Regions from separate parts of the Homo sapiens genome. Here region 1 is linked to region 2. Evidence: chromatin loops called from intact Hi-C (ENCODE). Cell type or tissue: CD4-positive, alpha-beta T cell. All regions are shown on one strand. Each heading gives the region's core, and the rest is flanking DNA. Links, peaks and the distances in the headings are about the cores only. Region 1 holds the start of LOC105370689 (a long non-coding RNA gene). Region 2 holds the start of ATP5MJ (ATP synthase membrane subunit j).

Region 1 (7,332 bases), core at 2,011-4,510, 50 kb before region 2:
CCGACAAGGATGGCTACTCACTGACAGTGACTTACTCACCCTGGCCCTCAGTCTCTTCATTTGTGCATTGGAGATAATGAAACTTACTTCAAAGCCCAGGTACGTGCTGCCAAAGTGCAGGTTGCAGCATGTCAGGCCTCTTTAACTGTACCGGGCTTCACACCTATTGGTAGTTACTGGGAGCTGCTACTAATGACATCCGTTCCTCATTCCTGCCCATGAGCAAGAGCCAGTGCTGGGTGCTGGTGCCTGGGGGAGAGGGCGGTGACGGCAACCCCTGGCTCTGCCTCATCCCACCTTCAGGCACCAACTCTGATGTCCTCACCCTGACCTCCTCCCTCTCCCTCTTCTCTGTTCCCATGGTCACATGTGCCACCCCCCATGTACATGTCTGTTGTTCTACTGTGTGTCTGTACCTCTCTGTGACCCCATCACTCTGCAAGGGCCTGGGCAAGCTGGGGCTCAGGGCGGTCAGGGCTGGCCTAAAGACATAGCGAAGTCGGCCGGGCGCGGTGGCTCACGCCTGTAATCCCAGCACTCTGGGGGGCCGAGGCGGGTGGATCACGCGGTCAGGAGATCGAGACCATCCTGGCTAACACGGCGAAAGCCCGTCTCTACTAAAAATACAAAAAAATTAGCCACGTGTGATGGCGGGCGCCTGTAGTCCCAGCTACTCGGGAGGCTGAGGCAGGAGAATGGCGTGAACCCGGGAGGCGGAGCTTGCAGTGAGCCGAGATCGCGCCACTGCACTCCAGCCTGGGCGACAGAGCGAGACTCCGTCTCAAAAAAAAAAAAAAGACGGCAAACTGGGGCAGCGTTGGGTGGCAACAAGCCAAACCAGGGACCTTAAACCAGGTCTTTGGTTTGATCTCAGGTGGGGATCTGGGTTCCGGAAGGCTCCAAGAGCTGCAGTTACAGGTTAGTTTTCAGGACAGCGTGCAGGGCATCCTGGGGACACGGCTGGGCATCCTGCAGCCTGCCCCGGCTGGAGCTCCGGTGTCTGGGTGTCTGTAGCAGCCTGTGTGGCAGGGGTGGGGGATGGGGCGAGTTACTCTCCACAAAGGGCTTCTGGGAAATCAAGCAGCACTCGCTCTGCTGGGTCTTCAAGGAAAGGGACAGGGCCCAAAGACTCACGGTGCTACGACTGTCCCGGGGCATCCCTGGGCTTTCTCTGGATACCAGCCCCTTTGCTGTACCCCCTGGTCCCTGCACAGCCCAGGCCCCTGCTGCCCCTCTTCATGGACAGCAGTGCCATTCACTGGGGTTCCTGTCCCCAGCCACACCCTTTCCGCATACTCACACAGTGGCCTGTTGAAACTCAAATCTGATCAGCCCATCCATCCTGAAACCTTTCTGGCTTCTGATTGCCTGCAGGATAAAGTCCAACCTCCTTTTCGTGACATTCAAGGCTCTTTGTCTCTTCCTTCAATGTCTGAACTGCCCTGAAGAGAGGAGGGATGGGGTGTTCCATAGACAGGAGGTGGTAGTGCGGGGCCCTGTCAAGATGTGGGCTCTTGAGGCTCCACCGTCCAACTCCCTCCAGGCCTGGTCTCAGGGGACCTTACAGGAAAAGTCTGGCCTTGGTCAGAAAAGCCTAGAGGTTGGCCACAGGCTGGTACGTGGGGGCCCAGAACTGGGCCTCTGACCCCTGCAGAGGGAGTCTCAGGCCTGGCCTGGCTCCCTGCCACAGGATCCCTAGAGCCACATGACTGGTCCTACTCTCCCCATTCCCCTGCTGGGCTCCAGCTCAGTCGCAGGAGCCAAGCCAGATTTGAGGCCAGAGGGCTTGACCAGGTTGGTTCCTGCTAGGTGGCTCTGCGCAGAACCCTCTTACAGCCCATCCAACTGGCCGGGTCCCTTCCCTTTTGTACCATTCTTGTTGGTCCCTGTCTGCCTGACCCTGTGTGGCACCTCAGGGCTGCAGCCTTGGTCTGGGTCCCAGCCACTGGTCACCTTCTGCCCTGAGGCCTGCCCTCCCTGCTGTCTGGGGCTGTCAGCTGGACCTTGGAGCATGGCCATCCCAGGCCCATTCCTGGCTCTGACCACTGTGAGGGGCCCTGGTACCATCCTCCCTGGGCACAATCCCCCTGGATGCTGGCTGGTCAGGTGGAATCACTTGTTAGCGGAGTATAACGGAGTAACAAGCCAGGCGAGGTGGCTAATCCCAATACTTTGGGAGGCCAAGGTGGGAGGATCGCTTGAGGCCAGGAGGCTGAGGCTGCAGTGAGCTATGATAGTGCCACTGTGCTCTAGCCTGGGCAACAGAGCGAAACCCTGTCTAAACAAAACCTAAAAACCCCCCAAAAACCCAAAAACCAAAACAAAAAGAAAACTATCCTTGACACTTTAGTGTAAGTACATCTAATGATAGCTGTAATTATTTCGAAAGCATATGTTGTTACGAGTATGGGGACATCTGGACTTTCTCTTGTAGGAGTGCATCCTTGCAGGTATCTTTAGGCTGTTCCCTTAATTGTAAGCTTCTTGTGACCACAAGTTGTGGCTGGCAAGGAATGTGCCTTGTTAGTCTCAGGATGGAGATGAACTTACAATGGCATTGCTCTGGCTGTCCTGGGCTCCTGCTTCCCTAATGCGCTGGGCGCTGTGGCTCAAGCCTATAATCCCAGCACTTTGGGAGCCCCAGGAAGGAGGATCGCTTGAGCTCAGGAGTTCAAAACCAGCCTGGGCAAAACATATTGAGACCCCATCTCTACAAAAAATTGAAAAAAAAAAAAAGCCAGGCATGGTGGCTTGCGCCTGTAGTCCCAGATACTGGGGAGGCTGAGGTAGGAGGGTCTCTTGAGCCTGGGAGGTGGAGGCTGCAGTAAGCAGAGATCAGTCCCTGTTAAAAAAAAAAAAAAAGTGACAGTCCCCAGGAAGGTGCAGGTCGATGGTGGCAGCCACTGTGGTGGCTTGTGGCTGGTGTTCTTGTCCTATGTTTGTAGCCATCCCTAGGTCCAGGGTTCAGGGCTTCCTGTTCCCAGGAGGGTTCAGATAAGAGGCCCCGAGCAGCCACTCAGGCAGAGCCTCTTCCTGGGGAGAAGGTGCTCCCTGGGGCGAGCAAGTGGGCAGGCCTTGGCTCTCTCCATTCCTGAATACCTTCTACTGTCTAGGTAGTAGAACACCTTCTACTGACCCTGGCCCAGGCTCAGATACGGTCCAACCCGGCAGACCCTTCCCGGGGGCCTGTGACGGTCCCAGGCAGGGAGAGCCACGTCGGGGTGGTGGTCACCCCCAGCGCCCTGAACCTGCGAAGGCCCAGTGTAGGGGTGAGCGCGCACCGGCTGGGGGGACGTTGGAGAAGCCAAGCAGAGGCAGCCGGGCGCGCCTTCCTGCCCTCCCGGTGGAGGAGGACGCGGCAGGGACAGGCGGGCGGCCAGCCGGCTTCAGGACGCTTGACAAGGGTTTTGGCTGAGGGTGCGCCCTGGGCTCTGGAGCGCCCAGGTGCCCCGCCACCCACGGGGGGCGTGGTATGGGGGCGTGGCCTGGGCGTGGCCGGCACCGCCTCTTCCCTTTCCTGAGTCCAGAGGGCCCCTCCTGCCCGCCACGTTTCCTTCCTGCTGGGGGGCTTCTGTTCTCCCAGACCGGGTCGGTGCTCTTTTCCCCCGGCGCCCCTCCCCCACCCAGCCCGGGCCTTGCCTGCCGCAGCCACCTTCTTCTCTGATGCTGTGTCCTGGACTTGGTGACAATGGCAAATTGACAAGAAGGCGAGCCTGGGCCTTTCCTGCGGCGACATCCAGCTTCCCCCGCCCCTCCCTGGGTGGGTGCCCACCACACGCCCAGCCTGCCGCGTGCTTATCCAGGCCCTCCAGGCCAGGCCTCCGGGTCTTATGGAAGAAGGCCCCGTGTCTGGGCAGTGCCGTGGCTGTGAGTGAGCATCCGGGGCCAGTCAGATGTGCCGTCTCCGGAGGTCACTTCCATAGTGGCCATCAACAGCTTGGCCAAACTCGGCCGCAGGATCTTTTCCTATCAATTGCAGGATGGACTCTTCCCGCAGCCATGCGACCTGTGGCCCGCGGTCCTGCTCCCTGAGCTGGAGGAGGCTGAACAGAATGAGCAGGTTGAGGCCTGTGGGAAGGAAGAGCCACATCTCCTTCATGTTTATTACCCCCTCCGCAGGCCATAGCTAGGAGGCCTTGAAGGTTTTTTTAAGGGGGAAAGGGGGTTTCCAGAACCACAGCCGGCTCAGCAGAAAGTCTCCACCAACAGAATCTGTGGGCGCACATTCCTCAACAGCTGAAGAAGGGGCTGGAGGGGCTCATGGCATCCCCTCCAGAGGCAGGCCCAGGGCCCTGTGTGCAGTGGGGGGTCCTGCATCTGCATTGTTGTTAAGAAAGTGACATTTGGCTACATGGAGTGACTCATGCCTGTAATCCCAGCACTTTGGGAGGCTGAAGCTGTCAGATTGCTTGGGCCCAGGAGTTCGAGATCAGCCTGGGCAACTTGGTGAAACCTCATTTCTTTTTTTTTGAGACAGGGTCTCACTCTGTAGCCAAGACTGGAGTGCAGTGGCACAATCTCGGCTCACCGCAACCTCCACTTCCCAGGCTCAAGTGATTCTCCTGACTCAGCCTCCCGAGTAGCTGGGATTACAGGTGTGCACCACCACGCCTGACTAATTTTTGTATTGTTAGTAGAGACGGGGTTTCACCATGTTGGCCAGGTTGGTGTTGAACTCCTGACTTCAAATGATCCACCTGCCTTGGCCTCCCAAAGTGCTGGGATTACAGGCCTGAGCCACTGCGCCCGGACTTTTTTTTTTTTTTGAGATGGAGTTTCGCTCTGTCACCCAGGCTGGAGTGTGGTGGCATGATCTCGGCTCACTGCAACCTCCACCTCCCAGGGTCAAGTGATTCTCCTGGGTCAGCCTCCGGAGTAGCTGGGATTACAGGTACGTACCATCATGCCTGGCTAATTTTTGTATTTTTAGTAGAGACAGGGTTTCACCACGTCTGCCACGCTGGTCTTGGACTCCTGACCTCAAGTGATCTGCCCACCTCGGCCTCCCAAAGTGCTGGAATTACAGGTGTGAGCCACCATGCCCAGCCCTCATTTCTACAAAACATACAAAAATTAGCCAGGCTTGGCACACACCTGTAGTCCCAAGTACTCAAGAGGATGAAGTGGGAGGTTCACTTGAGCCTGGGGAGGTAGAGGCTGCAGTGAACCATGTTCTTGCCACTGCACTCCAGCCTGTGTGACAGTGAGGCCCTGTCTCAAAAAAAAAAAAAAGGCAACACTTCTTGAGGCTGCTGGTTTTTCAGCCCTGCTGTGCTGCATGCTTTTGGCGCTCACTCTAATTCACAGGGCCTCGAGGGCGAGACTTCGGCTCACAGCTGTATCCCAGGGCCTAGAACTGTGTCTGACATATACCAGGTACTCAATAAACCCTTGTCACACAAACCCCCAAGAACATTTCACAATGCTTTTCTTTTTTCTTTTTTTTTTTTTTTTTTTTTTTTTTTTTGAGACAGAGTCTTGCTCTATCGCCCAGGCTGGAGTGCAGTGGCGCGATCCCGGCTCACTGCAAACTCTGCCTCCTGGGTTCACGCCATTCTTCTGCCTCAGCCTCCCGAGTAGCTGGGACTACAGGCGCCTGCCACCGCACCCGGCTAATGTTTTGTATTTTTAGTAGAGATGGGGTTTCACCGTGTTAGCCAGGATGGTCTCGATTTCCTGACCTCGTGATCCACCCGCCTCGGCCTCCCAAAGTGCTGGGATTACAGGCATGAGCCACCACGCCCAGCCTTTTCTTTTTTTTCGAGTGCAGTGGCGCGATCTTGGTTCACTGCAACCTCTGCCTCCCTAGCTCAAGCGATCCTCCCACCTCAGCCTTCCGAGTAGCTGGGACCACAGGCACGTACCACCATGCCTGGCTAATTTTTTGTATTTTTAGTAGAGACAGGTTTTTGCCATGTTGCCCAGGATGGTCTCAAACTCCTGAGCTCAAGCCATCCACCCACCTCAGCCTCTCAAAGCGCTGGGATTACAGGCATGAGCCACCAGACTCAGCCTTGTTTCTCATTTATACAGGTAGCGATTGGAGGCTCAGGAAGGGAATTCATTGCCCAAGGTTGAACACTCAGTGGGAGAAGCAGGCCAGGACACAAGCAGGAGGGGCTCCAAAGCTGAGTTTGTTGCTGCAGAGCCTTTCCTGAGGTTGGGGAGGGTGTCTGCAGAAGGAGGCTGGAGACTGCTGTAGAATCACTACTACTGGTGACATCGTTGTTCTTCTCTGACCTGACCCCTGAGTTGGTCAGACTTGGCCATGTGGACAACCCCCTGCTTCTCCCACTCTCTGCTGCCCTAACCTGAGACTGGTTATTCAAGTGTCTTCCTCACTGTCTCCCCCAAACAGGAAGTATTTTTTGATGCTCTTGCATCTGGGGCTGACCCAACACTGCTCATCCCATGTGGTCATTGCTGGCTTACAGGTCAGTCTGGCCCTTGCATTCGATGTTCTGTAAGGACAGAGCTCATGGTGCTGGCTCTGAGAAGGAAACAGGAAGTGGCAGATGGAAGGGTGGGTAGGTGGGTAGGTAGATGAATGGATGAGCCGGCGGATGAGTGGGCAGATGTGTGTGTGTACGGACAGGTGGGTGGATGCATGGATGGACAGGTGGATGAATAGATGGGCAGATGGATGGATAAATGGAAAGGTGGGTGGGTGGATGGATGGATGGATGGGTGCGTGGATGGTTGGATGGTTGGATGGATGGATGGATGGATAGATGGGTGGGTTGGTTGGTGGATATGTGGATACATAGATGGATTGATGGACAAGTGGATGGGTGGATGGATGGATGGATTGATGGACAGGTGCATGGGTGGGTGAGTGAATGGATGGATGGGTCGATGAGTGGGTGAGTAGATAGATGGATGGATGGATGGACAGGTGGGTGGGGGTGGGGTGGGTGGATGGATGGATGGATGGATGAATAGGTGGGTGGGTAGACAGATAGATGGGTGGGTGGATGGCCAGGTATGGTAGCTCACATCTGTAATCCCAGCACTTTGGGAGGCCAAGGCGGGCAGATCACCTGAGGTCAGGAGTTTGAGACCAGCCTGGCCAATATGGTGAAACCTATCTGTACTAGAAAAAAAAAATACAAAAAATTAGCCAGGCATGGTGGCATGTGCCCGTAATCCCAGCTACTTAGGAGGCTGAGGCAGGAGAATTGCTTGAACCCGGGAGGCGAAGGCTGCAGTGAGCCGAGATCATGCCACTGCACTCTAGCCTGGGCAACAGAGTGAGACGTCTCAAACAAAAAAAAAAAGATGGGTGGGTAGGTGGATAAATAGGTGGATGGGTGGATGGGTGGATGGGTGGAT
Region 2 (4,992 bases), core at 91-2,590:
TATTCCCAACACATAATAAAACGACAGCCCCTACTTTTTTTTTTTTTTTTTTTTTTAAGACGGAGTTTCACTCGGTCATCAGGCTGGAATGCAATGGCGCGATCTCGGCTCACTGCAACCTCCGCCTACCGAGTGCAAGCGATTCTCCTGCCTCAGCCTCCCGAGTAGCTGGGACTACAGGTGCCTGCCACCACACCCAGCTAATTTTTGTATTTTTAGTAGAGACGGCGTTTCACCATGTTGGTAAGGATGGTCTCGATCTCTTGACCTCGTGATCCGCCCGCCTCAGCCTCCCAAAGGGCTGGGATTACAGGCGTGAACCACCGCGCCCGGCCGGCCCCTTTCTTGAGTCCATTCTGCCCAGGCACATTTCCTAGCTGTGTGTGTCAGTTTTACAGCACCAGACCTTTTAAAAATCCATCTTATTCATAGGCCAAACGTGTGTCTACTGTATCCACTTAAGTCTGCAAAGTTTTGGCACATTACATTAAGGGCGAACTATTACCTGACACTGGAAATGGGAAATGTCTGACCCGCGAGTTCCATACAATTTCATTCAGCACCGTATGATCTCTTTTCAGCTTCCCTGTTGCCTCACCCAAGTTGTCATGTACAGCATAACGTGGAGGGCAGTGTGGCGCAAGGAAACTTGAGTTATAAAGGAGAGAAGGGACTGGATGTGGAGTCAGAGTTCTTGGCTTGGACTCTGGCTTCTCTAACTCTGCGTAGCCTCTGGGTTAGGCAGCTGAACCTCTCAAGGCCAAGGTACGCTCCCTGTCAAAACCGTGGGAGAATTCAGGTGCACTGAGCGCGTTAAGGCCAAGGAGGGAAACGCGGCGCAGGCCTAGGCGATGCTTCCCTCTGGCAACCGACCCTGGCCTACCTCCCTTCAGAGAAGGGAAAGCCGGGCAGAAAAGCAGGCGCGTGCCGGCGGAGGGGTGGAACCCCAAGATCAGCTGGGGCCAAGGCGGCTTCTCGCCCTCCCGCCCCCGCCGTCTCGCACCTCGGGAGCCAGGTCCAGGTCCCCGTACTCACCTTGGCGCAGGACAGACGGCTCAGAACGCACCACAAATCTGCAGCCAACTCGGAAAGGTCACCGAGCGCGCAGGCGCGCGCAGGGGATGCCGGGAAGGCGGAAGCAGCAGAGACGCCGCAAGGCCAGAGTGCCTCCCCAGCGGCGCCTCCGCACCACAGCGCCCCCGGCGGCCGCCTGGTGTCGCAGGCAAGAAGGGGCGGGGAGAGGGTGCGTTAGGGGTGTGCCCGCGTGTGTCACTGTGGGCTGGCTAATCCTCCACATCTTCCCACGACTGATGGGTTTCCTGGGACGCGGGACCTTCAACGCTGAAACTAGGAAAGTTCTAGACATACCGGGAGGGTTGGTTAACCTAAGAAAAGGGACCCTCTTTACTGTGACGTTAAAGACTAAGTCAAGTCTCCCATTTCAGTGGTGTGTCTTGTCCCTTTCTATTGTTAATTATTTAGCTCTGCATGTATAAAATATATATATTTGGAGACGGAGTCTCACTCTGTCGCCCACGCTGCAGTGCAGTGGCGCGATCTCGGCTCACTGCAACCTCCGCCTCCCGGGTTCAAGCGGTTCTCGTGCCTCAGCTTCCTGAATAGCTGGGATTACAGGCGCTGGTCACCAAGCCCAGCTAGTTTTTGTATTTTTAGCAAAGACGGGGTTTCACCATGTTGGCCAGGCTGGTCTTGAACTCCTGACCTCAGGTGATCCACCTGCCTCAGCCTCCCAAAGTGCTGGGATTACAGGCTTGAGCCACCGCGCCCGGCCTGCTCTGCATATTTTTATGTCTGTATTCTGTGCATATTCTTCTCAGCAGATAATATAAAACTTCCACAGGGGCTCCAGACACTGGGCTTAATAGTCTTAAAAATATATATATATATATATATTTTTTTTTTCAGAAATATTTTCCAGTAGAGAACTAGAAATCATAAAAGAAAAAAATTTAGCGAGCGGATCACCTGAGGTCAGGAGTTCAAGACCAGCCTGGCCGACATGGCGAAACCCCATCTCTACTAAAAATACAAAAATTAGCCGGGCTTGGTGGTGGGCGCCTGTAATCCCAACTGCTCAGGAAGCTGGGGCAGGAGAATCACTTGAACCCGGAGGGCAGGGGTTGCAGTGAGCCGAGATCTTTGCACTCCAGCCTGGGCGACAAGAGTGAAACGCCATCTCAAAAAAAAAAAAAAAAAAAAAAAAGCCAAATAAAAATTGGATGGAGGCTGGGCGCAGTGGCTCAGCACTTTGGGAGGCCTGTAATCTGTAATCTTAGCACTTTGGGAGGCCAAAGCAGGCAAACTGCTTGAGTTCAGGAGTTTGAGACCAGCCTGGCTAACATGGTGAAACCCCTTCTCTACTAAAAATACAAAAATTAGCTGGGTGTGGTGGTGGTGCGCACCTGTAATTCCAGGTACTTGGGAGGCTGAGGCAGGAGAATCGCTTGAACCCTGGAGGTGGAGGCTGCAGTGAGCTGAGATGGCGCCACTGTATTCCAGCTTGGGCGACAGAGCGAGACTCTGTCTCAAACAAACAAAACAAAAAATTGGATGGATTTGGCAGATTAGACAGTTAAAGAATAAACTGCAAGATCGAAGAAGCCATTCAGAAAATAAGAGGGATACAGCAGGAAAGATACCAATCATATGGGTAATTGGTATCTTAGAAGGAAATTAAAGAGGTGAGGCAGAAATATCTGAAGAGCTAATGGCTGAGAATTTTCCAAAAGTGATGAGAAAAAAATCATGCCAAAGATTCAAAAAGCCTTACAGAGGCCAGGCGCGGTGGCTTACGCCTGTAATCCCAGCACTTTAGGAGGCCAAGGCGGGCGGATCACCACACCATCCTGGCTAACACGGTGAAACCCCGTCTCTACCAAAAATACAAAAAAATTAGCTGGGTGTGGTGGTGGGTGCCTGTAGTCCCAGCTACTCCGGAGGCTGAGTGAGAGAATGGCGTGAGCCCGGGAGGCGGAGCTTGCAGTGAGCAGAGATGGCGCCACTGCACTCCAGCCAGGGAAACAGAGCAAGACTCCGTCTCAAAAACAAAAACAAAAAACAAAAAACAAACAAAAAGCCTTACAGAAACCAAGCAGGCAGATAAATAAAAATAAATCAATACCTTGAAATCTCACAATAAAGCCATAGAAAAGATAAAGATAAAATCTCAAAGAAAGTAACCACCAATCAAGAATTCTATACACAGGGAATTCTATACACAGGGAAATTGGCATTCAGAAAAGAAGGTAAAATAAAGACAGTTAAGGACAAACTAAGAGGAAATCGTGCTAGGCATGGTGGCTCATGCTTGTAATCCCAGCACTTTGGGAGGACTGCTTGAGCCCAGAATTTTGAGACCAGCCTGGCCAATGTATTAAGATCCCATCTTTAAAGGAAAAAAAAAAAGAGGAAATTATTAGGTTTTGAAGGGAAGGCAAGGGTTAAAGACAGACAAGACAGACACACACACACAGAGGGAGGGGGGGAGGGGAGAGGGGAGAGAGATGGTGGCTTCAACAGCAACACAGGTTTATTGCCAGCAAAAACCCGTGGAGCGGATAACCAGTTTAGTGCCCGAGCTCACTGCCGCTTCCAGGCTGGGGTAATTATAGGTCTGGGCTGGATGGGTCTGGGCAGTATGGCTTGCTGCCTGGCAGGATGTGATAAGGATGTTCCCGCAGTCAGGCAGTTGGGCAGGATGTTTCTTATGGTCAGAGCCCCCATGGAATGTTTCACTCCGACCAGGGTCTGTGAAATGGTGGGGGGTTTATAAAATGGTGCAGCTAGGACTGAAATAATCACAAGCAGATCCACAGTAAAATAAATGTTCATTATTCAGGCACAAGGAAAACGAGCTCAGATGTGTCAAGATAAAATAATAAAAGGCTCAAGATCCAGTTAAAATCATTTTTTTTCTTTTTTGAGATGGAGTCTTGCTGTGTCGCCCAGGCTGGAGTGCAGTGGTGCGATCTTTGAAAATGTAAAAGTGTTATTCCTCTCACACACACACACACACACACACACACACACAATGTTTTTTGGAAAACATAGTGACGTTTTAGAAAAATACACTGTTTAACATCAAACGGGTTTATCATTTTAAAATAAATAAGTAAAAACATTTCTCAGTTGTAATCCCTGATAGACATAACCCACATAAACAAAATCTCTTTAGGGTCCTCAGCAACTTTTAAGAGTGTAAAGGGGTTCTGAGACAGAACCAGGTTTGAGAACCACTGTCCTATAGTAAAAATGTTTTAGAGTTTTAGATTTATAATGACTTATAACACTGCTGAGGACGAGAACAAGCATTTAGGAAAAACTTAAGGAAGAACATCATGGAGAGCTGCTTCAAGACAGAGCTTCTGAACTTCCAACTAGACTTGAGATCAATAGACTTTGCTATGTTGCCCAGGCTGGTCTTGAACTGCTGGCCTCAAGTGATCCTCCCACCTTGACCTCTCAAAGTGTCAGAATTACAGGCGTGAGCCACTGTGCTCAGACCAAGAGAGTTTTAATGTCTTTAGTTTCAAATCCAAAACACCCTAAGAAACGCACATCTTAAAAAAAAAAAACAACCAAATGTTTCTTTTTTTTTTTTTTTTTTTTTTGAGATAGAGTCTTGCTCTGTCGCCCAGGCTGGAGCACAGTGGCGTGATCTTGGCTCACTGCAAGCTCTGCCTCCCGGGTTCACGCCATTCTCCTGCCTCAGCCTCCCAAGTAGCTGGGACTACAGGCGCCCGCCACCACGCCAGGCTAATTTTTTGTATTTTTAGTAGAGATGGTTTTTCACCGAGTTAGCCAGGATGGTGTCGATCTCCTGACCTCGTGATCCGCCCGCCTTAGCCCCCCAAAGTGCTGGGATTACCGGTGTGAGCCACTGCGCCCGGCCAAAAAAACCTAAATGTTTAAGGAAAGGGCCACTCCAGCAGATTTATTCAAAGTGCAGAATGTTGCATCTTGTGGTAGGAA

What was found. Hi-C counts contacts between places; a loop is a spot of excess contacts. Peaks named below come from ENCODE experiments on the same cell type or tissue, not always from the same donor. Only the 100,000 strongest peaks of a DNase experiment are listed, where the experiment ranks them.
Region 1: it touches region 2 in a loop (5-fold over the local background); 9 of 110 quality-filtered maps call a loop at or near these places.

Annotation. Positions count from the first base shown.
Region 1 is chr14:103,868,571-103,875,902 of GRCh38, forward strand. LOC105370689 (a long non-coding RNA gene) reads left to right here and starts at 3,517. Exons shown (of 3, transcript NR_188198.1): 1 at 3,517-4,891. RefSeq lists silencers at 3,222-3,591, 3,602-3,661 and an enhancer at 3,902-4,081. In CD4-positive, alpha-beta T cell, for the core only: no CTCF peak of the experiment used is centred there; DNase peaks (open chromatin) are centred at 3,491 and 4,151; H3K4me3 peaks cover 1,405 bases; H3K27ac peaks cover 396 bases.
Region 2 is chr14:103,920,435-103,925,426 of GRCh38, forward strand. ATP5MJ (ATP synthase membrane subunit j) reads right to left here and starts at 1,095. Exons shown (of 4, transcript NM_004894.3): 1 at 1,036-1,095. RefSeq lists an enhancer at 750-1,425 and silencers at 1,060-1,232, 1,119-1,288. In CD4-positive, alpha-beta T cell, for the core only: CTCF peaks have their summits at 1,190 and 1,391; a DNase peak (open chromatin) is centred at 1,157; H3K4me3 peaks cover 1,525 bases; H3K27ac peaks cover 593 bases.